2 separate regions of the Homo sapiens genome follow, and region 1 is linked to region 2. Evidence: read pairs that join two places in POLR2A ChIA-PET (ENCODE). Cell type or tissue: PC-3. All regions are shown on one strand. Links, peaks and the distances in the headings refer to the core of each region. The heading gives the core; the rest is flanking DNA.

Region 1 (12,849 bases), core at 2,342-10,341, 54 kb before region 2:
CCCAGGTCTATGGCTGCTAATGAGACATTGCTGGTCACTTCTTCCTCCTCTTGGGCAGCCCCCTTTAGGATAACTATATGCCAGACCTCTTTAGTATAACCATTTTGGTACAAAACATGTTGAAGCTTTATGTTCCATTCCACCTCAGAAGAACAGCAAGAAAACAAACAGAGTGACGTACCATTTTCTCAAGAAACCATGGAGTGCAAAATAGCAGAAATCACCAGTGCCTGGCCTTATGCCTGCATGCTTTCTGAGCTTGGATTCCTGGTGCATAAATCACTGCATGACTCTGGCTTCCCCATACTTGAGGTTGTGAAGGCACCAGGATGGGGAAAAACCCTGCAGGATTTTAATCTTACGTGCATCATCCATAGGCTTCTCCCCCTTCTTGCCACTACTGGCTCAGGACACACACATAGTTCAATGAAATAAAACATATTTGTTCCCTATCTTTCAAACAGTCTTTTCCAATCTAATGTATCAAAGACATTCAAAAGTTTGAGCAAAGGCTGTTCTTTCTCTGACTTTGTTTCATCATGGGCAAGTCTGCTAAGGAAAACAGCACATGCTAGCCAGAAGAACTTGAAAAAGTCCAAGATGTATAGATTTCTCATTTCTGTCCCCAAAATCTTTCTATTTATATTCTCTGAGTGTCAAAATGGATATGACTCAGCTGTGATCCACCAAAAGATGAGGCAGCGTGTTAATTCAACCCTCACTCTCTCTATCAGCATATGGCAAGGTTTATGGCTGCCAAAAAATGCACAAGCTCTTGCCCCCAAATATGAATGAGCAAAACACCCTGTGCTTTATGAAACCAAAGGCTGCATCTCCACCAGCTTGCACTGGATATGCAGTCTTTCTGGGCCTGACCGGGCTGAAGGTACAAATGATGCACAGGATGAGGAGTTGGTCTTTCCCATGCGGGGTTTGTGCCATACTCTTCTCTCTGAAAGTCTGCCTTGCTGCAGCCTCCATCCCCATCTTCCAAGAGAAATCGTACAAAAGATCTCTCTCCCCAAGTCCTTCTGAAGTAGTCTCTCCTTTAAAAAACAACCAGGACATTGTTTCCTGAGCATTTGCCAGGAATGCCAGAACAAGGCTTATCTCCACCAATAGAGAAATAACAAACATCATTCCTTTTCAGAAAACATGGCATGTATACATGCATATTTGGGGTAAAGGTAGGGAGAATGAATTATCCCTTTCAAGCAAGTTGTGAGTTTTTTTTTTTTTTTCCTCTCGTTGTCCAGGCTGGAGTGCAATGGTGCAATCTTGGCTCACTGCAACCTCCACCTCCCAGGTTCAAGTGATTCTTCCGCTTCAGCCTCCCAAGTAGCTGGGATTACAGGCAACTGACACCAAGCCTGGCTAATTTTTGTATTTTTAGTTGAGACAGGGTTTTGCCATGTTGACCAGGCTGGTCTCGAACTCCTGACCTTAGGTGATCCACCCGCCTTGGCCTCCCAAAGTGCCGGGATTACAGGCGTGAGCCACCACGCCCAGCAGTGGGTTTTTATCTAACAGAGTAAGTTTTTCCTGGTGAGTGCTGGCCCCACTGGCAAGAGGCTTAATGGTAATTTTGTTGCCATCAGATGCTGAGATTAGCTCCTGAGCTTTGTCTCTTGAGGACTACCTGGGTCTGGGAGGTGAAGATGAGAACTGGCATGTGGTTGCGCTGAGAGTTGTTTGTACAGGGTTGCCATGATATGAAACTGGGGTTACACTGCCATTCATTTTTTTCTCTCCTGTTTTCCCTGGACAGTCTGTAACGAATCCATTGTTAGCAATGTGTGTGTTCAGTCGTTTAGTAAAATTCCAGCCTATTCTTGTGGTGCTGATGAAAACTGAGAGAGAGCAAGGGAATTTGGACTTCTGACTCATCTCTTTTAAGCACTTTGAAGGCTCTGTCTGCCTTGAATGGTGATGGCAGGTGAGGTCGAGAGCCAGCTTCTTCTTGGCTCTGGCAAGAAGTCACGGAGCCCTATACCCTTAGAGTTTTATTCTTCAGATGTCTAAATTGTTTTTCTAAACTGCTTTAGCGAGAAACCCTGTGCAACTGATAGGGGGCGGAGGCATCTGTGTGCTTGAGAGCTCCTTGTTGTCGATGTTGGTGTCTAGAGAACCCACATCCCAGTCCATTCCCATCTGGCCCGAGATGAAGCAGCTCCTCAGAGCTGTTCCTTTTAAGTTCTTCCCCCACCTCCTACCTAATGCACTGTACTTGAAAACTTATTCAATGATATAATACTATAATGATCATTGAAATGCCTCAGGAGCCTGGAAATGGCTCAACTTTGATCAACTATTAATTTTTTTATTTGTTCAATGGACCCAGGAAGAAAGAGAGGGTCTGCTGCCATCCAGTTGACCACCAAAACCTCAGTGAATCTTGGCATAGATTTGCTCCCTGCCAAGAGAAGCTGGACTATTGCCTGAAGCAGCAAGAGATGAATGGTTCCTTCTGTAGGTCCTGGCATGAAAACATCTCATTGTTCTATCCTGGTCTATAGGGGCTGCGACTGGGCCCCCCTCAGAGACCTCAAGCACACCAGCCTCCAGGAGAGTCGCCTGCCAGCTTCCCAAGTCTGAAGAGAACATTCCTCCCTCTTTCCTGATGTCATCAAAGCCAGTGGTTGGGTCTGGGTTGAGGAGTCTCGGTTTTTCCTCTTTTGTGACCTCAAAAATAAGTCCCCAGGTTTCCTAGTCCATGAGAAGAAGAGTGGAAGAAAAACCCCTGAAACAGAAGTGCAATTTTTTTTTTTTTTACAAACAAATCTCCATGATCATAAAGTTATACAATGTTAAAGCTAGATGATCAAGTAGCCAAACCGCCTGGCTTTGCAGTTGAGGAAACTGAGGTCCAAAAGGATTAGGAGACATGCTTAAAGATTTGATACCTGCTAACACCTCATCAGAGACACCTTACAATATCAAATGTAATAGGGAAAAAGTGAGAAAAGAATACCTTCCTAAGTGACATCATCTCCCCAAGTGCTACTCATCTTTGTGCCCTCAGCAGTTAGCACAGAGAAGGCTCTGTAAATGCTTTCAATGAGTATGAAAAAGTACCTAGCACAAGACTGTCTTATGTTGTAATTTTGCGTTTACCCATAATTAGCTCAATAAATATGTATTAAATTATTATGACAGCTAATGCTTCTTGCGTATACTACATAGCATGTTACATACCAGGTATTTTGCATGTATTGTAGGTATTTGCATACCTGTGTTGTAGATAACATCACTATCTCCGTTTCACAAATAAGGAGGCAGAAGCGTCGAGAGGTTTGGTACTTACCACTGTCACAGAACTGACAGTGATGGAGTTAAGATTCAAGCTCAGGGTGACTGGCTGCAGAGCCCATTCTTAGCTTCTACACTGTCTTGCAGAAATTAGTTGTATGCCTAGCACTGTGCTGGAGTTGTAGAAGATAGTCAGTTTTCTTAAGAAGTTTACATTTTCTGGGAAAAACATGATCTGCATCGCAGCAGAGCTTTGAGCTGGGGCAGTGGTAGAAGGAACCAGAGGAGTGACCGCGATGGTTTTCCCTGTGTTCTGGCTTCTCCTTTTCATCTTTGGGAAAATTTACCCTATAAATACTGAGAAAGTAGAGATAAGCTTGAAGATTCATAAGAGACTGCTGCTGCCCAAGAGTATATGAGGGAGCAAAGAAGGAAAATACATTGGCCCCAGAGGAGGGTAGTCCTTCTCTCTTGTGTAGACACACACACACACACACACACACACGGAAGTTGAGGTTGCCTGTATTGGGTTCTGGATTTCATAGTTTTCTAAGTCAGTCACACGTCCAGAGAAAGATGAGTTGGATGATTTGGAAACCAGACAATATGGTTGTCATTTTAGTTATTCTTTCAGAAGTAATTTAGTGAATGTCCATCATGTAGCCACTAGTACTCCAGACCTTGTGAATATTGGCAATGATCAATAAGAAATGGTCTTTGCCCTCAAGGTACTCTTGTGCATCACTAGTGAAGTTTACAGTGCAGTGAAATAAAACCTGTGATTGGGGTGAGGGCAGGTACTTTGCCAAATCCTGACCATATTAAAATGATTAGGGTGCAGTCATTTAAGGGGAAGACTGAAGCTCTTTTCCTTGGAGAAGACAGACATAGGAAGAAATGAGAGTTGACATCTTGGAGAGGAGATCCATCATGACGACCTAGGCTGTGAGCCTCTAGGTCCTGGGAGAGCTTGGGCAGGATGGGGATGGGCTTTGGTCACAGATGTTGTACAGGAAATTCCACAATGGCTGTGAGGAAGTACTGAATGACCTCAAAGATTCTTGGAGACTTCAATACTTTATAATACTCTGTCCCGATATGAGTGGGCAAATGCAGGCAGAGGTGTAGGACTCACAAGGAATCCTTTACAGCTCCTAACTCCTTGCATTTCCATGGCATGGAGTAGAAAAGCGTAAATGAGCAGAGGGCCTGCAGGGGTGCGGGGAGCAACAGCAAGGCCACTCTGGGGTGCGGGGAGATGTGGAGGGACTTGTAAAATGGTGTTTGACCTTCTCAGGCTTAGAATTCTACTAGGTCCCTGATGCCCTTGGAAAACACATTGATTGAATTCTGGAAGAGCTTTATCAGCCTTGAAGCTCCCATTTAGCTTACCTGTGTGCTGCCTGCTCCACTCATGGGAATCAGTGTTCTTCTATACAGTCCAGTGCACAAGCCTGAACACCAGGAAGACGTCGTACTTATGGGATGCAGTTATCAGAGGCATTCTATTGCCTGAACATACCATAGTATGTCCATGTGGACCTCTAGGCCTTTGCTCAGACTGCACCATCTGGAGCACCTCCCCTCAGGGCAGCAGTTACAAATGTGCAGACTGTGCCTTATGTAAGGCCACCAAGCTGAAGAGTCTGGAAGAATTGGCGTCTCGCCTACAGCCCACACTCTGGGCACCTTGGGTGGAACTGTGTTGGATTTGAGGTAGAGCCTTTTCCTCATTTAAACAAAGGGATCCTACCACTGGCTGCAGTCCTGTCTCCTCACTCCCCAGCTGTCTCAATCCTACTCACATCTGTTCCATTCCCCACCCCTCAACACCACCATCCATGCACGATTAATGCTCCTCCCTTAGCTTTCTCAAAGCACCTTACTTATAACTTTAAATCCCTATCATGGCCAAAATTATTTTCTTATTGCTTTGACGTCATATGATTCTAGCTTGGCAGTTATGTACTGTCTTGAAGATACTACTCCCCTGTCTTTTCTGGCTTAATGCTATCACAGAGAAGCTTGTATTGTTCTAATTGCTATTCCTTTGTAGGAAATGTGTCTTTTCTCTTTGGATACTTTTAAGATAATCTCTGTGTTTGGTGTTCACAGTCTCACCATGATGGATTGTTTGCAAATTTCCTTGTAGTTAATATATTTGGGATTTTTTGGAATTCCTAATGTTTGAGAAATCCTCAGTTATTATCTCTTTGAATATTATTTCTTGATCATTCTCTTTATCATCTCCTTCTGGATTTCCAATTATATAGATAGCATTCATTCTTACTGTATTCTCCATATGTCTTTAACCATTATAGCAAATATTTCCATTGCTTTATCTGTCTGGGTTGCATTCTGGATAATTTATTTGCATTCATGTTCCAGTTCACTAATCTATATTTAGGTGTGCATGTGTCTAATTCCATACATTAAAGTTGTAAGCTCCTTACAGTGAGGGACTGCATCTATTTCATCTTGGTTTCATGACTAGTACACAGCCGGTGATAAATAGTGTTTGCTGAAATGAATTTGTTGGCATGTCTGAGAAGCAATTGTTAAGCTGATCTTCCTGTGTAATCCGAGGTAGAAATATATGCTGAAATATAAGTTAGTTACCCATTGGCAAGGAAAGAGGGACCATGGTCATTTAGCGCTTACAGTAATGGCATATGGAACTGGTTGGCTTGTACTGCTCTGTCTGTAGTTCAAGGGCAGGTTAGGTCAGGCAGAAGCATGTGACACGTGTGTTCAAAAACCATGGCCAAGCCAGGGTCTCTCTTCTTCAAATAAAACTCCTAAATACCATCCCACTTATGCAATAAAACTTGGGGCAGGAAATGAAACATTTGAATTGGATACCTCCCCCAGCTCGTCGTGGGTATAATCTTGACATTCTCTCTCACTTAAAAATGCATGAAGGAAGGTTACCACCAAGGAAAAGGAGTTTGGTAAGCCTCAAAAAGCTTGTTCAGACTAGTCATGGTACCTCATCTCAGGCACCAGGTAAATGGGACAAGGGTAGGCAAACAATGCCTGCAGTCTGCCTTTAGAAAAACCTGATGCTGCTTGTAATCATGCAGCCCATCATGTTTCATTAAAATAGAGATTCATCTCTGCTGTTGTTACAGAGCAGATGTCTGACCCTCAGTTGCTGTACCCAGCTGCTGGTGGCCACAGTCATGCACAGGCAGGGTCACAGTCCAGAAAAGATATGCATGACTTCAGAGGGAGTTTCCTGGAGTGTTTTTGGCAAGAGGGAAAGGGATAGTGGGAAGGCCAAGCTCTCCCTGTGGCAGTCAGTGTCTGGCATTTAGCCATTCTTCAGTGGGAGGTTCTTCAGGAGAAACATGAAAATCAGTCTTCAGGGTAGTTCAACAAAAGAGCATGGTGGTGATTTTGAGATTCCACCCAATGAGAAAGGAATCTCAGTGCACAGTGGATTTTCCCATCACAGCTTATGGGATTATCAGGCTAATCTGCACCTTCTCTTGTCTGTCAGTGCTGCTGCAGAACAGTTCCAAAGCCACAAAGAAGGAGCTGGCCCACTGTTCCAGAGAAGGCCATCTGAAACAGCAGGAGGCCCTGGAGTCCCTCTTTGGCAATTCTGAATTGAGTATGTTGGGTGGTATCTGTAGTGATCCCAAAGAGTGTCACCAAATTCTCTCAATTAAATTAATTTTAATTAACTTTATTATTAATAAAAAATTATCAAAAAGCATATAGTAGCAGTATCTGATAGAGCCAAACATTCAAGAGTGACTGTGGAAGCCTGGAAGTCAGGAAGCTTGGCTGAATTAAATCCAATAAAACACAAACCCACAGCTGATGGTTCCTGGGTCCCACAGGAACCCCCCAGCTCTTGGGTCCACATAGGGGAACAGATGGCAGCACCAGTAGGTCATACTCTGATTTCCTCTGCCTAGAAATCTGCTCCTTTATCACAGCTGGGGATTTCAGCTATTCCTGATGGCAGCGATTTCCATCTGGGCCTGTGGTGAAAAATAAACTTTTCCTGAACCATTAAAATTCATAAAGCTGTTAACAGTTAAGATGTAAAAAGCTCTTGAGATGTCTCTGTGCATGTGATTGTTGTCTGTTTACTGTGAAAACAATCATACCTGTGGCAAAAATTCAATATACTTATAAAATTGAATCTCTCGTGTCAAGATCCTGTGACTTACTGCCACAGAGGTAAGAAGAAAATGAGATAGCAGTGAGGAAAGTGCTAGTTTGAAGATGATAATATCACTACCATCTTCTCTTAGAGCTCTTCAGGGAAAATGTAGGAAAGAAAATTTAAGATAAAATTCTTTGAGTTTCAAAAATTGAGGATAGGAATTACAGCATGAAAATTTAGATATTAGATAGAAATCTAGACAGAAAACCAGACCAGAATTTTTTGGGCAGTGTGGGTTTCTTGTTTACCCTAAACATTCTGGGGCAACCAAGTTGGTCTCTAAACCATCAGTTCACTATTTAAGGAAAAACAAATGCCTAGAAGCTCTTCCAAATGAAGCTCATTCAAAAGATTCTGCCAGCAGTTCCCCACCAGGGTCGAGGAGAGATGCAGGCTCCCAGTGAGATGTGGGCTAAGATGGTAACAGGTGCTCTCTCATGAGGTCAGCTACCACACAAAATAGGAATCTAACGTTTCCAGATATTTAGTTTTCTCAAGAGAATCTAGAATTTGGGATTTTTGTATGAGATCTCATGATTTTTAAACATTGATATATAAAAAAATAAAAAGCCATCATTTGGGCCAAACAAACCATGACTATGGGCTAGATTTGACCTGCTGGCCATCAGTTTGCACCTCAAATAGATAGATAAATTCCACAAATGTTTGTTGAGGTCTGTTTTATGCCAGGCATTGTCCTAGATGCTATGGACACAGAGGCAAGGAGAATGCTGTGTGTACTCCTGTGAACTTGGCAGCCCAGAGGAAAAGACTGACCTGTAAGGAGATCATCTGAGTGCACTGTGGAGGGTGATTTGGGTAACAGCTAACCCACCTGCAGAGTGGGCATGTCACAGAAGACCTCCTGCAGGTAATGACGTGGAGGAGTTGAGTCTTGAACCTCAGTTGAATCTTGAGGAATTTACCAGGTGACAAAGGGAGATGAGATAGAGATAGGACATGCCAGGAAAAGGTCACAGCAAGAGCTGAGGATAAGCAGTCTGGCCTGTGTAGATACCTACATAAAGCTCAATGCATGACACAGGTGAGGCCAGGGATAGGTGGACCATTGATATAGTTTGATATTTGTTCCTCCAAATCTCATGTTGAAATTTGATCCTCAATGTTGGAGGTGAGGCCTAGTGGGAGGTATATGGGTCGTGGGGACAGATATCTCATGAAGGGCTTTGTGCCATCCCAGCAGCAATGACTGAATTCTCACTCTATGCATATGTATATATATGTATGATAGAGTCTTGGTCTGTTACCCAGGCTGGAGTGCAGTGGTGTGAAGTCAGCTCACTGCAGCCTACACCTCTTGGGTTCAATTGATTCTCCTGCCTCAACCTCGCAAGCAGCTGAGACTTCAGACATGTGCCACCATGCCTGGGTAATTTTTTTTGTATATTTTTTTAGTAGACACAGGATTTTGCCATGTTGGCCAGGCTGGTCTTTAACTCCTGACCTCAAGTGATCTGCCCACCTCAGCCTCCCAAAGTGCTGGAGTTACAGGCGTGAGCCATCACACTTGGTCTCTCACTCTATTTAGTTCGCACAAGAGCTAATTGTTTAAAAGAGCTTGGCACCTCCCCCACTTCCTCTCTTGCCATGTGATGCCAGCTCCACTTTTCCTTTTGCCATGACTGGGATCTTCCTGAGGTCTTAACCAGAAGCAGATGCTTGTGCCATTTTTCCCGTACAACCTGCAGAATGGTGAGTTAAATAAATCTCTTTTCTTTATAAACTGCCCAGCTTTGGGTATCCCTTTATAGCAATGCAAAACAGATTAAGACACCCGTGGAGGACTTTGACATATCAACTTGTTTGGGCTTTATCCCAAGCAATGGGATGCCCATGGAATGCTTTAAGCAGGGCAGAGATGGGGTGAGATTGGTGTTTTAAAACTATTCTTTCAGCAGTTGAATACAGCATACATTGAAAAGGGATGAAAACTGACAGTAGAGAGAATACTCAGCAGGCTAGGGTAGCAAAACTGGCAAGAGATGATCAGAGCATGAGCGAGGGTTGGAAAGAAAAATGGGAATTTAATAACTATTTAGGAAATTAAATTAGCTGGACAGGCAGATGGAAGAAGAGGATGAAGGGGGCCGAGTCAAAGGTGACTAAGGTTCTAGGCCCAATGATGAGTGGATGGTGGCTAGAGAGACCATCTCCATTTGCCTGGATTGTGACAGTTTTAAGATTGAGAGTCCCACATCCTCAGAAGCCCTTCAGTCCTGGGAAAATGGGAATGGTTGGTCACTCTAGTGATGGTTTTCAAACTAACATGAGGAATAGTAGAAGAAGCTGTAAGTTTGGGATGTTGAGGAGATAATAAGTTTGATTTGGAGCATATTGACTGAGGTGCCAGTGGGCAACTAAGTTAGGATATCAAGAAGGCACTTGGAATGAGTCTATAGCTCAAGAACAGGAGGACTTTGACTTGGATAGAGTATATTTGGGAGCCACCAGCATAAACAGAAGTGGGTTAAGTCACCCAAGGAGTAGCATAAAAAGAGAAGTGAATCAAGAATTAAATGCTGCAGAATGAAACATTGGAAACTTCCATGTTTAAGGAGCATATCTAGAAAGAAGGGCCAGTGGAACAGGCTGAGATGGAACAGTCAGAGTGTAAGAAGGAAAGGCTGAAGACAGGGTGTTAGAAGGCATACGAGTAGAGTGTCTCAAAGCATGAGCAGTCATTAGGGTCAACGGCAAGGAAGATGTCCAGTACTTTGAGGAGAGAAGACGATGTCTCATCATCGGTAATCTTTGCAGAAACCCTCTCAGTGGTTTGATTGTGGGAGCCAGGTTGCTTCCAGGGAGAACGGAATGTGACTTGAGAAAATGGAGACAGTGAGTTCAGTCTAATCATCTGAGAAGCTTGAGGAAAAGGGAACAAGAGAGATAAAGCAAGAACCTGATGACCATGTAAAGTTAAGGGGCAGTAATTTAAGATGAGTGAGAACTGAACAAGCTTATAAACTGACAGGAAAAGCTGGTAAAAAAAAAAATAGAGAATTAAAGATGTGGTGCCCAAGAGAGGTGATTAATGCATCAGGGACCCTGGGGAGATAAAATGATAAGAGATGGATTCAAAACCAGAGAGGAGGATGTTGGCTTTGAGTCGGGGGCTGGCAGGGAGGATCCAACATACTCTGGGACTGTGGGAGGGAGGACAGGTTAGGGTGAGGTAGGGGAAGGAGCAAGAACAGCCTGAAATGGGAAGCTGTGAAGCAAAGAGCTGTGGTTAATGTCAGGCGGAGAAGACTGAGAAATGAGGAGATATTGATGGAAATGGTGGACATGAAGACACCCTCAGCCGCTACTTTTAAGAAGAATGATAATAGTCCAAGATTCAGAGTACTTTAAGGTACAGTGGATATACAGTTTTTGGAAAACTTTAGTAAATAGATATTTTGGAAGTGACTGACTGCATGCTATTTGATTGAGGGGATTATCAAATTATTCTCTTTAGAATTGAAGGACCTAAGTGATTAGCTTTGTCTCACACATGCATGCACACATACATACACGCATATGTGTGCACACACACAGACACACTCACCCCTTATATGTAAACAAGGTACAACCTGCTCAGACTCCAAAACAGGCATTAAAATACTAAAAGTATTGCTTTTAGACACAGTTAGGCTTGTTTTTAGACACAGTTAGTTTTTGCTAGGTGGGAGGCTGGTGTATAAATACAGAAAGGCAACGTCAAGCCATTTTTTTCCAATTAAAATTGTATACTCAGTTAGGTTGAGTTTAGAAATCACAGAGGAGCCATTCAAAGCCCACTGGAGACACATGCTTTAAGAGGAAATTACCAAAGGCGATGAAGCAGGGCTCTGCTCCGTGCCAGTCAGTGGGTGAAGCCACAGCAGCACAATGCCTACCAGAGAGAGCCGATGCCCCGCCAGCAGCCAGCAGGGAGGCCTCTATACGCTGCCTCCGTGAGTCATTCATTGAGAACAGCCTAATGCCTCCCTTGGCACAGGGAAATGCCATGGCATTTCATTAGCTCTGCTTATTTTGGTCAACAACTAGGAGCGGAGCCACGTACACAATGCTTTCCAGGGTATGTACTTTACCTTCTGGCTTTTAAAATGTTTTTAAACATAACTTTGCTCTGGCATAAAAGCAATGTATGTCCTTTGTAAACATTTTGGTCAATGCAGAAAAAATAGAACAAAGACCAAATTACCACTTCAGTGTCAACCACAGTTAACATTTTGGTGCATTTCCTTCTTGCCTTTCCTATGATGGGTTTCAGGATGAAGAGGACTGAGCTCTTCCCTCCTGAGAAGAGCAGATAATTCCAGGACAGGAAAAATTTCCTGGCAGATGAACCAAAATATCTGAGTTTGAATCACAGTCCCACCACTGCTTAGCCTATGGGTTTGGCAGCTGCCAACCTTCCTGAGGCTGCTTCCTGGTTTATGAGATGTTGGAATCTATTGTCAACCTCTAGTGCCTCTTCCAGCAGTCTGGTGTCATAGGCCTGTGATATTCTGCCTCCTCAGAAAGATGTGCTTTTGTTCACGAATTCTTCTTGAGCAGTTACAGCTCTTACTCCAAAACCCAGAGTCTTTGGAGCTGTGACTACAGGACTGCAAAGGAAGGGTCTTGGAATGATGTGATTACTCTCCATTCCCTTTGTTAGGTCCTATAATTAAAAAAAAAAATGAATGCACTGAATGAGGATGCATTTCAATGAAGAGCATATGTCAGAGGATCTAATGGCACAGGATTTATGATCATCCCATGAATTGAGCAAAGACAGTAGTTTGGTTCATTCTAGCGAATAATTAAATGTAAAGAATCAGGAGTTTTAAAAACCTGTTAAATAAACCTGGTTCAGAATTTCCCAAACTGTGTTCTCAGGACAAATAGGTAGTCTGTTGAGAGAGAGAGAGAGAGTGAGAGCGAGCCAGTGAGCAGTAGTCAAGTAAATTTAGAAAAGATGAGGTTAAATCAAGTGTAACAGTTTCTTTACTATAGGACTTCTTAGGACATTAAATATACTTAAATGCACCGGGAATCCCAAGGGGGATATAGAGTATGCCTCCTAAGCTAACCTGATTATGAAACTATTTTGTCAAGGCATACTAATTCACATCCCAAGAATTTAATTTTCCATAGAACACAGTTTGAGCAATACTGTTCTAGCTCCTTCTAGCAGTTCCCAAGGAAGTGATTTTCTTAAGGCACCATTATGGATCTTTCAATCATTATTCCTGACTGCTCTTGTCATTGTGGTGATATCTTGAGCTGAGTTTTTAAAGCCTATAAACTTCTTGACCTTGGATACTGTATTTATGGGTTTTGTAAATTCTTGCATTTGTCGGGCAGTTTTTATTTCCTCAAATATATAGTTGTCAGTGTTAACCTGTCCCGGACACTGAAGCAGCATTTTT
Region 2 (12,849 bases), core at 3,010-11,009:
GATATGTTACTTCTGTATTAGAATGTGGAAGATGTAGCAGCTTCCATCTTGGCCACTCATTCCTCTCTCACACTCTTGGATCACTCACTCTGAGGAATCCAGCTGCAAGTTGAAAGCAGCACTGTGGAGAGGCCCACGTCATGAAGAGCATGGTGGTGACAGTGTTCCAACTGCAGCAGAATCCCAAACCACACCTTCACAAGAAAACCTGCACCATCTGCTCAACTAGCTCCTTGTTAAACTGAATAGACTGTATCAGTTATCTATTGCTGTGGAACGAAGCACCCCAAAATATAGTGGCTGAAAACAACAATGATTTCTTGTTTCTCACACTTCTTTGGATTAGTTAAGTAGCTCTCATGCTGTCTTCTTCCTAGACTTACTCGTGTGACTACAGTTAGCTACAGATTTAAAAGGGCGTCACTCCCATGTCTGGGGCCTCAGATAGAGATGGTTGGAATAGCTGGGACTCTAACTTCTGTGATTTTCTTATAGGCTTTAGGACAGTGCAATGTTCTCAGGGTACCAAGAGGATAACAGTAAAAGCTGCGAAGCCTCTTCAGATCTGGGCTTGGAAGTTGCACAGCATTACTTCTGCCACATTCTATTGGGTAAAACAAGTAAAAAAGGTTAGCTTAGATTAAGAGATGTGGGAATAAACTCTACCTCTTAATGAGAAGATTTGCAAATAATTTTTGGTCACTTATAATCCACAGGTCTACCATCTGGAAATAATTATTTGCATTCTTCCCATATGCAAAATACACTCATCCCTCCAAGACACTTAAAGTCTCATCTTTATGTGTGTCTTAATGATTGTGTCTGGTTTGAAGTCCATGATTTTTTGATCTGCCATCCGGTCCAGACATAAAATTTCTCACATGTAATTTCTCTTCATCCAGAAATGAGATTTGCCTTCCAACATAGCATATCCTGCCCCCTGTTCATTTCCTCTAAATTATACTTACAAGTTAAACCATACACCCACCATACAATGTTGAAACAGGGACATGGTAACCTTAATATCCTCATTCAAAAAGGAGGGTAATGGAGGCAATAGCAGTAATTGGTCCATAGTAATTCTGACATATGTATCTGGGCACATATTTTCAGATTCCTCCACTCAAGCAGGCAGAATTCCTTGATTAGAATCTGGCTCTACTCCTGACTCAACGCTCTGGGTTCTTGATTCCATCTTCTGAAATAACTTTTTTTTTTTTTTTTTTAAGAAACAACCTATGTTTTCAGCCAAGTATCTCTCTCAGCCTGTTGCTTGCTTGTAGAAAGTTGGGAGCCCAGAGGTCTCTTATCATCTAAACTGTTATTTATATAAAACTGTTCTTCAATCTGATACAACTCCTTTAAAAACTTTATCGGTTTTCCATGTATCATATTATTATTCCCTCTATTAGACAAAATCTATACCCATAATTCTTTCTGGGACAGGCCTCTCTCTACTAATGCTCTCTCCACACTAATGTTACAATAGAAATATAATGCAAGCCACATGTGTGAGTCATATATATGTTTTTTTGAAATCCTAATAGCCACATATTTTAAAAGAGTAAGAAGAAACAGATGAAATTGTAATATATTATTAGATGCAGTGTATCTAAAACATTATCATTTCAACATGTAATCTGTATAAAAATTATTGAGATATTTTAAACTTTTCCATACTACATGTTTGAAACCCAGCATGTATTTTACACTTACAAAACATCTCAATTTGGACTAGCCATATTTCAAGTGCCCAGTAGCTACACATCACTAGTGGTTACCATCCTGGGCAGCCCAGCTCTATATTACCCAGAGATATTTTGGGATGAGGCTTCTACGAATCTTAGAAGCCCTTTCATCCAGTTGAGAGTCTACTCAGAACTTCCTAAAGTCCTTTAGAGGCCTTAATACAGGATTTCATAGCCACACTCTAGATTAATCTTTACCCTGAAACCATTTTTTACTTTGAGAATCCTTTGCCAGCTGGAGAAAATGGAAATGAGGAACAGTCTTACATTCTAATCCAGCAAGTCCTGGGACCTGCTCATTTCCTCTATGTTGTGCTTGCAAACTAAATGATTCCTTCTTTAATTCATCCGTCTTTCTTCTATACCTTATCAGGCAGTGTTAAAAATAAAAACAAAAAACTATTTTAGCATTTTGTGTAGAAATAGCATTAGCCAGACCCATAAGCGTATCAGGTACAGTTTTTGCTTTACAAGTTACCACAGGAAATTATTTTGCTGATTGTTTCAAAAATATGGGTTTCCCTTTTTCCAGACTCCAGAAATAATTTCCTCTCTGCTCTTTCAGCCTCTGCCCACCATGTGGTCCCAAAGCCAATGCCACATATTTTAATTTTTGTTTTGTGGCAGCACTCCACTCACCAATTTTTGTTTTCATTGCAGAGTAACAAGTGATTCCGACGCTTAGTGACTTAAAACAATAATTTGTTATTTCTCATGATTCCATGGGTTGCCTGTCTAGCTTAATTGCTACTGGTATTACCTGGGCTTATGCACGTGGCTGCCTTCAGCTGGAAGATCAACAGGGGCCTGGGCTTAGCTGGGACAGCTGGGCCTCTCTCTGTCCATCTGCTCTTTCATCCTTCAGGAGGCTAGACTTTCTCATGTGGTGGTGGCAGTGTTCTGAGAGTACAGTACAAGCTTCAACAGGCAAGCATTTATCGAGCTTCTAACCATGATCACATCTACTCATTCCATCCACGTGACGAAACCCGGCATCGCATGGGAGGAAACTACACAAGGGCATGGATCCTGGGAGGCATGATGAGTTGGGGAATAATTAATGTAAAATCTACCACTAGATCTCATAGGTATTTTATGTATTACATAAGATATTTGTATCTAAAGCACTTTTTAGCACAGTCCTACTGCACTGCAATTTGCCCAAGGTCCCACAAAGAGTGACTGAATTTGGTTCCAATGTTGCTTTTACTTCACATTTGGAAAGATTCCACCCATGCTTGCTCAATCTAACAAGAAACAGAGTTGAGCAGATGGGACAGGTTTCCTGGCAGAGGTGTGACTTGGAATTCCACTGCAGTTTTCAATACAGTTACTTCTCACACAGAGAGACCTCACAGGATCCCTTGCAATAGATAACGTTCAATAAACACATGTTTCTTGATGCTCCTTTTGTTCCAGAGAGGAACCTTGCCCTCCTTTAGCGGAGATGTTGACTCTCAGCAACGACAGCTGAGCCTGTAGTTTTTCTCTGTTCACAGTTGTCACCTGGCCTTTCATTAATATACAAGAGAAAGCAGAGAAAGAGTAATTGAGGTATGAATGGCCCAATTTTCTTTTCTATATTTCATGCTAAAACTTCTGTGGTTTTGATAGATTTCCAATTTAAAGGAAATTGGCTAACACTTATTCAGAACTTTTGTGTTAAGTGTGAGACATTGTATAAAAGCTTCAACTACATTAACTTATTTAATCCTTAAAGCAGTCTGTTTTACAGATGAGGAAATAAAGCACAGAGAAACTAGGTAACAGCCCAAGGTCACACAGCAAATAAGACGTGGAGTAGGGGCCTGACCCCAGGCAGCCCAGCTCCGAGGTCCATGTTTCTAATCACTGTCCCACAGCTGTCTACATACAGGGAAAGCAAAGAGACCATGAAATCAGAGAAAAGCAAAGTGTGGAGTATAGCAGAAATCAGAGCAACAGTCTGATGCTGCATATATTCTTTTCAGGTATTCGGTCCTTGGGTGATCTGTATAAACTCTTTTAGGACTCTAATTTCTTTTGGTCACTTGGTTTCCCAATTCGGCACATGGGTTGGGAGGTATTTTTTTTTCTTAATTTGTCTCATTTGATTCTTATGTCTGAACTGAGCTTGTTAAATTGAAAATATTCTCATGAGTTATGGAAATAATGGCTTGGTGGCCCTGAACCCTGGCTAGAGAGGGTGCCATGTCTTGGAAGACCTCAGCAGGGCTCCTGCTAACGTGGTGGAGAACACATAGTTTAGCTCCTGCTACATCAAGACTTACGATTTTGCGAAGGTGCCAAGTTTGCATGCAGGGTGACAAAAAGAAGCAGCTCACATTCACAATTAAGTCTTTTAAAATCTGCCCAAATGTTGCCGGAGCTGCATTTTAAAGCGTTTTGGCAGTTACATATTTTGGGAGATGATGGGGGAAATGTTAGAGATGTAAACGAATGTGGAAGTAGTGTAAAGATAGTGTGTATGTAGGCCGGGCGTGGTGGCTTACACCTGTAATTCCAGCACTTTGAGGGTCCAAGGTGGGCGGATCATGAGGTCAGGAGTTTGAGACCAGCTTGACCTACATGGTGAAACCCTGTCTCTACTAAAAATACACAAATTAGCCAGGCGTGGTGGCACGCGTCTGTAATCCCAGCTACTCAGGAGGCTGAGGCAGGACAATCGCTTGAACCCTGGAAGCGGAGGTGGCAGTGAGCCAAGATCGTGCTCCAGCCTGGGCGACACTGCACTCCAGCCTGGGCGACAGAGTGAGACTCTGTCTCAAAAAAAAAAAGATAGAAAAAGATAGTGTGTATGTAAAGAGAAAGTTTTGAATGAAGCAAGATCTGTGCTACTCACTCATTTTTAGATTAGTTTTTGTATGTGTGGACACAGAAAGACCTGAATCATTAATGTGTCTTCAGTTAACAGAAAAAGATTTAGGAAGTTAAGGAACCCTGAAGGCCATAGAAGATTATATATATGTACATATATACATATGTGTGTGTGTGTGTGTATATACACACATACATATAATGGGTGTGAGTCACATGTAGCTTAAGTATCTTGAGTTGGAAGCCCATACGGTGAGCAGTACAGTGAGTTGTTTCTAAATTAATTTCTATGGCAATTGTCAATGATCTCAAAAATGTTGGCCTAAATTAGGAAGCAGATTTGATCTTTGATACTGCAGGGATTTTGCCATGAATAGTTATGGGAAACTTGCCAGCTTATCAGGGTGGATTGGCATTAAGAAAGCTGGTGCTCAGACAGCTTCCCTGTTCCTCCTTCCTAGCATAAATCATTTCCTCTACTCCAAAACTCTAACAATTGGGCTTAGAATTATACTATGCACTGAATAAGAAATTGGAAACAGAAGTTCAGAATCTCTCCATGCCCTGTTTCCTCCTGACTTGCTGCTTCATTTGGGGTGTTATGTCATTTTCTTTGTTCTTCAACTTTTATTTTAAGTTCAGAAGTACTTGTGCAGGATGTGCAGGTTTGTTGCATAGGTAAATGTGTGCCATGGTGGTTTGCTGCACAGATCATCCCGTCACCTAGGTATTAAGCCCAGCATCCATAAACTATGCTTCCTGATGCTCTCCCTCCCCCAACCAACCCCTCCCAACAGGCCCCAGTGTGTTGTTTCCCCACCATGTGCCCATGCATTCTCATTATTCAGCTCCCACTTGTAAGTGAGAACATGCGGTGTTTGGTTATCTATTTCTGTGTTAGTTTGCTGAGGATAATGGCTTTCAGCTCCATCCAGGTCCTTGCAAAGGACATGATTCTGTTCCTTTTTATGGCTCCATAGTATTCCATGGTGTATATGTACCACATTTTCTTTATCCAGTCTATAACTGATGGGCATTTAGGTTGATTCCATGCCTTTGCTACTGTGAATAGTACCACAATGAACCAACGCATGCATGTTTCTTTATAATAAAACAATATATATATATATCCTTTTGGATATATACCCAGTAATGGGATTGCTGGGTCAAATGGTATTTCTGCCTCTGGGTCTTTGAGGAATCACAACACTGTCTTCCACAATGGTTGAACTAATTTCCACTTCTACCAACTGTGTAAAAGTGTTCCTTTTAATCTGCAACCTTGCCAGCATCTGTTGTTTTTTGACTGTTTAATAATAGCTGTTCTGACTGGCATGAGATGGTATTTCATTGTGGTTCTGATTTGCATTTCTCAAATGCTCAGTGATGTTGATCTTCTATTCATATACTTGTTGGCCACATGTATGTCTTCTTTTCAGAAGTGTCTGTTCATGTCCTTTGCCCACTCTTTAATAGGGTTGTTTTTTTCTTGTAACTTTAAGTTTCTTAAAATAGCTGGATATTAGACCTTCAAAATTTTTTCCCATTCTGTAGATTGTCTGTTCACTCTGATTATAGTTTATTTTGCTGTACAGAAGCTCTTTAGATTAATTAGATTCTATTTGTCAATTTTTGCTGCGGTTGCAATTGCTTTTGGCATTTTCGTCATGAAATCTTTGCCTGTGTCTGTGTCCTGAATGGTATTGCCTAGATTTCCTTCTAGAGCTTTTATAGTTTTGGGTTTTACATTTAAGTCTTTATTCCATCTTGAGTTAGTTTTTGTATATGGTGTAAGGAAGGAGTCCAGTTTCAATTTTCTGCATATGGCTAGCCAGCTCTCCCAGCACCATTCATTAAATAGGGAGTCTTTTCCCCATTGTTTGTTTCTGTTAGGTTTGTTGAAGATCATATGATTATAGGTGTCTGGTTTTTATTTCTGAGTTCTCTATTCGTTCCATTGGTCTATGTGTCTGCTCTTGTACAAGTACCATGCTGTTTTGGTTACTGTAGCCTTGTAGTATAGTTTGAAGTTGGGTAACATGATGACTCCAGCTTTCTTCTTCTTGCTTATGATTGTCTTGGGTATTCAGGCTCTTTTTTGGTTCCATATGATTTTTAAATAGATTTTTCCAATTATGTGAAGAATGTCAATGGTAGCTTAATGGGAATAGCAGTGATTATATAAATTACTTTGGGCAGTATGGCCATATTCACAATATTGATTCTTCTATCTATGAGCATGGAATGTTTTTCCATTTGTTTGTGTCCTCTCTGATTTCTTTGAGCAGTGGTTTTAGTTCTCCTTGAAGAGGTCCTTCACATCTCTTGTTAGCTGTATTCCTAGGTATTTTATTCTCTTTGTAGCAGTTGTGAATGGGAGTTCATTCATGATTTGGCTCTCTGCTCACCTATTATTGGTATATAGGAATGCTAGTGATTTTTGCACATTGATTTTGTATACTGATAGTTTGCTGAAGTTGCTTATCAGCTTAAGAAGCTTTTGGGCTGAGACAATGGGATTTTCTAGATATAGAATCATATCATCTGCAAACAAAGATAATTTGGCTTCCTCTCTTCCTATTTGAATACTCTTTGTTTCCTTTTCTTGTCTGATTGCCCTGGCCAGAACTTCCAATACTATGTTGAATAGGAGTGGTGAGAGGGGGCATTTTTGTCTTGTACTGGTTTTCAAGGGGAGTGCTTCTAGCTTTTGCCCATTCAGTATGATATTGGCTGTGGGTTTGTAATATATGGCTCTTATTATTTTGAGGTATGTTCCTTCAATACCTAGTTTATTGAGAGTTTTTAACATGAAGGGATGTTGAATTTTATCAAATGCCTTTTCTATTAGGTGCCTATTCTAAATAGGCATCTATTGAGATAATCATGTGCTTTTGTCTTTAGATCTGTTTATGTAACTAATCACTTTTATTGATTTGCACATGTTGAACCAACCTTGCATCCCGGGGATGAAGCCAACTTGATTGTGGTGGATAAGCTTTTTAACATGCTGCTGGATTCGGTTTGCCAGTATTTTATTGAGGATTTTTGCATTGATGTTCATCAAGGATATTGGGCTGAAGTTTTTTGTTTTTTTTTTTTGTATCTCTGCTGGGTTTTATTATCAGGATGATGCTGGCTTCATAGAATGAATTAAGGAGGAGTTTCTCCTTTTCAATTTATTAGAATAGTTTCAGTAGAAATGGTACCAGCTCTTCTTTGTACGTTTGGTAGAATTCAGCTGTAAATCTGTTTGGTTTTGGGTTTTTTTTTGGGGGGGGGTTTGATAAGCTATTTATTACTACCTCAATTTCAGAAATCATTATTGGTCTATTCAGGGATTCAATTTCTTCCTGGTTCAATCTTGGGAGGGTGTATGTGTCCAGGAATGTATCCACTTCTTCTAGATTTTCTGGTTTATGTCATAGAGGTGTTTATAGTATCTTCTAGTGGTTGTTTGTATTTCCGGGGGTCAGTGGTGATATCCCCCTTACCATTTCTGATTGTGTTTATTTTATTCTTCTTTATTAGTCTAGCTAGGTTTCTAGCTTTCTGTTTGTTTTTCTTTTAACAGTCAGGCTACTCTACCATAGGGCTGCTGTGGTTTGCTGGGGTCAGCTCCAGACCCTAGTTGCCTTGGTTTTTACCATATCTGGAGATGTCACCAGTGAAGGCTGTGAAACAGCAAAGATGGCAGCCAGTTCCTTCCTCTGGAAGCTCTGTACTGGGGCGTACTGACCTGTTTCCAGCCTGAACGCACCTGTAGGAGGTGGCTAGAGACCCCTGTTGGGAGGTCTCACCCAGTCAGGAGAAACGGGGTCAGGCACTTGCTTGAAGAAGCAGTCTGGTTACTTTTTGGTAGAGCAGGTGTGTACTTTTTTTGTGCTGGCTGGAGATGTGAGCAAGGGACAGCTCTCAGCTTCATTTTTCAGTCGCTGACACAGCAGCTCATCTCCAGACCAGGAAATCCTTATTCTGGCCTGACTAGAAATTGCTCCTTTTCTTTTAACCCTGTCTACTTTTCTCACCGGACCTCTTCAGATCCTCTTTCTCTGGTGGGTTAAATCAGATCCTGCTACTGCTACCTGGTAACACAGCTCTGTCTGGGCCCAGAGAATCAAATGGGTACTATCAACCACACAGGCTGCTCCAGAACAACTGCATTCCATGTTGTGGCACAGCAGGCATGAGTCTGTGATGAAGGCATCACACTCACCCAAAGAACAGAGTGGGCTACAGTTGCTTAAGTTTATTTTACAGTGTTTCTGTTTAAATTTAGACAGCAGCTGCCTGTCCTTTCAGTTGAGCTCTTCCCATCATAGCAGAGAAGCCAGCCAGCCAACAGCATGGCACAGCGCCATGCTCCTATTCCTTCTCAGGTCCTAGGCTTACATCTGGCCCTTGGGAAAGACCTCAGGTGAAGAGCTATCTTAGGCCTCACTGTCCAGTTAGGAATTGTTCCTTGGGTGGCTTACACATCTCCAATGGGGAAGCAGAATCTTCTACCCAGAGGTAGGGCTGGATGGTGCATTGTTGTTAGGACTTGAGAGAACTAAGAAAGGCTTTCTGTCCCCCGAATATTCTCCCAGAAACTTTTCACACTATTTAGGAATAATTTATTTGTGTTAACAAATAATCTTTATTTATTTTTAAACTTTTTTTAGAGACAGGGTCTCCTTATGTTGCCTAGGTTGGTCTCAAACTCCTGACCTCAAGCAATCTCTCACCTCAGCCTCCCAACAAATACCCTTTTAGAAATGTTTATTATTTATACCTAAAAATAGGTTGCTTGTTTATCGAATTTTTACATGAATTGTAAAACAAACTGGGCACTTCCTAGAGAAGGGAAAGGGGCTCACATGTCAGGGACAAGGACAAAGAGGTTGTCTAGAATAACAGGGTATCATGCTTGGATGGAGGGGTGGTGGGGTAGGGGAAGAGCTTTTGGCAATCAGTATGTGGATTCTGAGTACCAGTGACTCCTACATCTGTATTCACAGTCCCAGATTCTCTCCAGAGTCCAAAATCCATATTTATAATTTCCCTTTCAATAGATCCATCTAAAGTCCAATGGGCACCTTAAATGCAGCATGTTTCTAAACCTAAATGCATCCTTTCTTCTTTTTTGCCCATACTCACACCTTTTCTCTAATCCAAGCCTTTTTGAATGTCCCCCCTCGACTCGATCACCCTTTCCAGAGGTTTTATCTCATACATTTCTCTGCTCTAACCCCGCACTGCCCATGGCTTCTTTCTGGCTCTCAGTTTCTTCACACAGCCAATTGCAAATGACCTTTTTATTGGTCTTTCTCCCTTCATCTCCCTGTTTCTACTTTATTTCCTCTTCCATATTACTGCCAAAATTAACCATCTGAACACAAATCTGATCACCATTCTCCTCCAAAAACGCTTCCTGTAACAATCTGCCATAGCTACAGAATAAAGTCTAAACTCTGTAGTACACTACACAGAGCCTGTCTCCATCTAGCCACTCCCCCATGTCCACCACTGGAACACAGGCTTTGGTGACACTGCTTATGCTCTTTCCTCTGCATGAAATGGCCTTTTCCTATTCTACTCCTTTCTTCACCATTCCATCAGATCTAGCCTTCTCTGCAAAGCTCTCACCATTCCATCAGATCTAGCATAAATATTGCCTTCTCTGCAAAGCTCTCTCTAGCTTCCCCAGGCCTCCCTCTCAGCGCCCAGAACATTTTATACAGTACAGCTCCTATAGTTGGAGCACTAATGTTTGGCAAGTGTCTGCACACAGGAAGTGCTCAATTAATGTTTACTATTAAATGAAGAGGATACTGGCGAAAAGAGGCTCCAAGAGATTACAGAAGGTGCCAGAGGGAGAAGAGAAAACAGTGAACAAGTTAAAACAGCAAATGAGCTATGCCATACACAATCATCAGACTGGAAGAGATTAAAAAGACTCATAGTGCCCAGTGTTGAGGGTGAAGGAGGAAAATGGGTGTTTTCATTTGCTGCTGGATGCTTGGTATCCTGATTGAGACTGTGTAGGGAAATTTTGACAACATGCCCTTAAAGAAGATGACAGGATTTGACCCAGCACTTCCATTTTAAAGAATTCCCCTTAAGGGAATGATCTGAGCAGCATTTGGTGATATTTATATAAAGATACCTGTTTATATCAATAACCTAGTGACAGCTGAAACATCTAACTACAGGCAGTTGACTAAATAAACCACAGCACATTTTTACCTTAGACTATTAAACAGCCATTAAAAGTGACAATATGGATCTATAATTATTAACATGGAAGGATAATATTTGTGATGCATCGTAGAATGAAAAAAGCTGGTTATAAAAATGTGCATATACTATGATCTCACTTAAAAATATTAGCATTAAACAATCATGAGGAATGTGTATTATAATGTTAATTGTGCTTGTTCCCAGTTGATGGTTTCTTTACACCGTTCTATATTTTCTGAATTTTTGAAATGATTAGAATTGGTTGTATAGACACACACACACACACACACACACACACACACACACACACACACACACACACACTGCAATAAGGCTATTTCCACTAGGAGAAAGAGCAGGGAAAGCAGCCTTAGCTACGGTCGGCTAACCCTGACTTCTGGTTCCCATTGTCATAGCAGCTGCAGGGCATCCTGGCTGGTGTGGACACTGAAAGCAGCAGAGTCCTCACAACCCAGGGGGAGCCCAGTTGAGGAAAGGCTGAGCATTGCAGTGGTGACAATGCTAAGTGAAGATCCAGCAGTGTGGCAGCAACATGTGCTTCCAGATCATTCCCCAAAAGGCATGAGTCCCATGCCTTTTCTGTTAATATCCAAGCTAGCTCAGAATCCACTGGAGGATATCTGGAAGACACTAGGAGCTAAATTAGGTAGAGACCCTGAATAATTCATGGCCACAGACCTTTTCAAAATTCTACTATAGGGGAAAATCATCTTTAAAAGTCTCCGTATCAGGAATTCCAGTCTGGCTGAGCTAAATAAAACCTAGTGGGGAAGCTGGCAGTAGCTTCTGAAGCGGAGGACCTCCTCCTCTTTCCCCTCTCCCTTCCCCACTAATGTGTTTTAGTTCATAGAGTGCCTGCTGATTTCCAGTTCCATTAGAAGTACTCCAGAGTGAGTGTTTGTTGAAAACACAACCCAGGGGAGCTGAAAAGGCTTGGCTGGGCATTGCAGTGGTGACAATGCTAAGTGAGGATTCAGCAAATGTGGTGGCAACAATTGCCTCCTGATCATTCCCCAAACCCACAGGATGGCTTGATCACACCTCTGGGCCAGGCAGGAAGTCAGGAGACCCTATTTTCTTGGTGCTGGAGAACAGGGATGCTCTGCCTTCCAGAATGCTCCGGGCAGCTTGAAATGGCATGATCCCTTACCTGATTGTGGGAGCCCCCTCATCCTTTGCTGTGCCTCCCCCTGCTACTGAGCGTGCCCACTCAGGCTCCATCGCAGACCCTGCAGCCAGCTACTCCCCTCTTCAGCCCCTCAGTCCTCCCTGCAGCTGCTAAAGTGGCCTTGGCCCGGGCAATGAGCACCCCCCAGCCTGTCCCGTGCTCGCAGCCACCTCTCCCGCTGGGTGACCCCATCCGGCCCTGCCTGTTGCTACTCTCCATGTCCTTCCCCCACCCACGGAGTGCTCCCTCCTCTCGGCTGCCCATACTCATAAATCTAGAAGGCCCCAGAGGCCGGCACTGGCAGCAATTTAGCCAGAGTCTGTCCCCAGAGCAAATTGTCTGGGAGCTCTGCCAGCTTCTGAAGAAAATCTGCTTTGTGAACAGGGGAAGAAGCCTCTTTTATACTTTCTGCTAATCACGTTATTTACATAAGAGAGCCCCGTGTGTTTCCTTCCTTTCCCACAAGTCCTCACACTCAAGCCCCTGCTTGTCCTGGAGCCTTGAGGAGACAAGAGCAAGACGTGAACAGGTGGTCGACTATTGTTCAAAATATGGAGGAAACGTAAAATACATGTCCTGAAAACTCATTCAGTTTCTCAAAAGGCTAAGGCATTTTATTAAACACATTTTCTTAGTAAGGAGAAAAACAAGGCTGTAGCCCGACTGGAAAATTTACTGCGGCCCATCCTGAGCACTCCCCTCTCTTCACAAAACAAATAGTCATATGAATTGTGTCTTAAAAAGCAAACTATAATTACAGTCTCTTGCCTATAAGCTTGATTTCTCTGTGATGTTTCTAAGCTAATTTGATGTTCTCTGCCTTGACTTGTCCTTTCACTTGTGGCCTTTCACTCTCTTCCCACCCTTTTCTTC

What was found. Peaks named below come from ENCODE experiments on the same cell type or tissue, not always from the same donor. Only the 100,000 strongest peaks of a DNase experiment are listed, where the experiment ranks them.
Region 1: POLR2A ChIA-PET joins it to region 2 with 16 read pairs; 4 of 35 experiments call an interaction of 5 or more read pairs at or near these places.

The regions. Positions count from the first base shown.
Region 1 is chr14:51,442,718-51,455,566 of GRCh38, forward strand. It overlaps FRMD6-AS2 (FRMD6 antisense RNA 2), which reads right to left. Exons shown (of 3, transcript NR_051990.1): 3 at 11,795-12,098. It also overlaps a transcript of FRMD6 not described here. Among named protein-coding and RNA genes, the nearest start is that of LINC02310, 52 kb to the left of the region's middle. In PC-3, for the core only: no CTCF peak of the experiment used is centred there; no DNase peak of the experiment used is centred there; H3K27ac peaks cover 494 bases.
Region 2 is chr14:51,496,027-51,508,875 of GRCh38, forward strand. The region is part of intron 2 of FRMD6-AS2 (FRMD6 antisense RNA 2); the gene reads right to left. It also overlaps a transcript of FRMD6 not described here. Among named protein-coding and RNA genes, the nearest start is that of FRMD6-AS2, 98 kb to the right of the region's middle. In PC-3, for the core only: no CTCF peak of the experiment used is centred there; no DNase peak of the experiment used is centred there.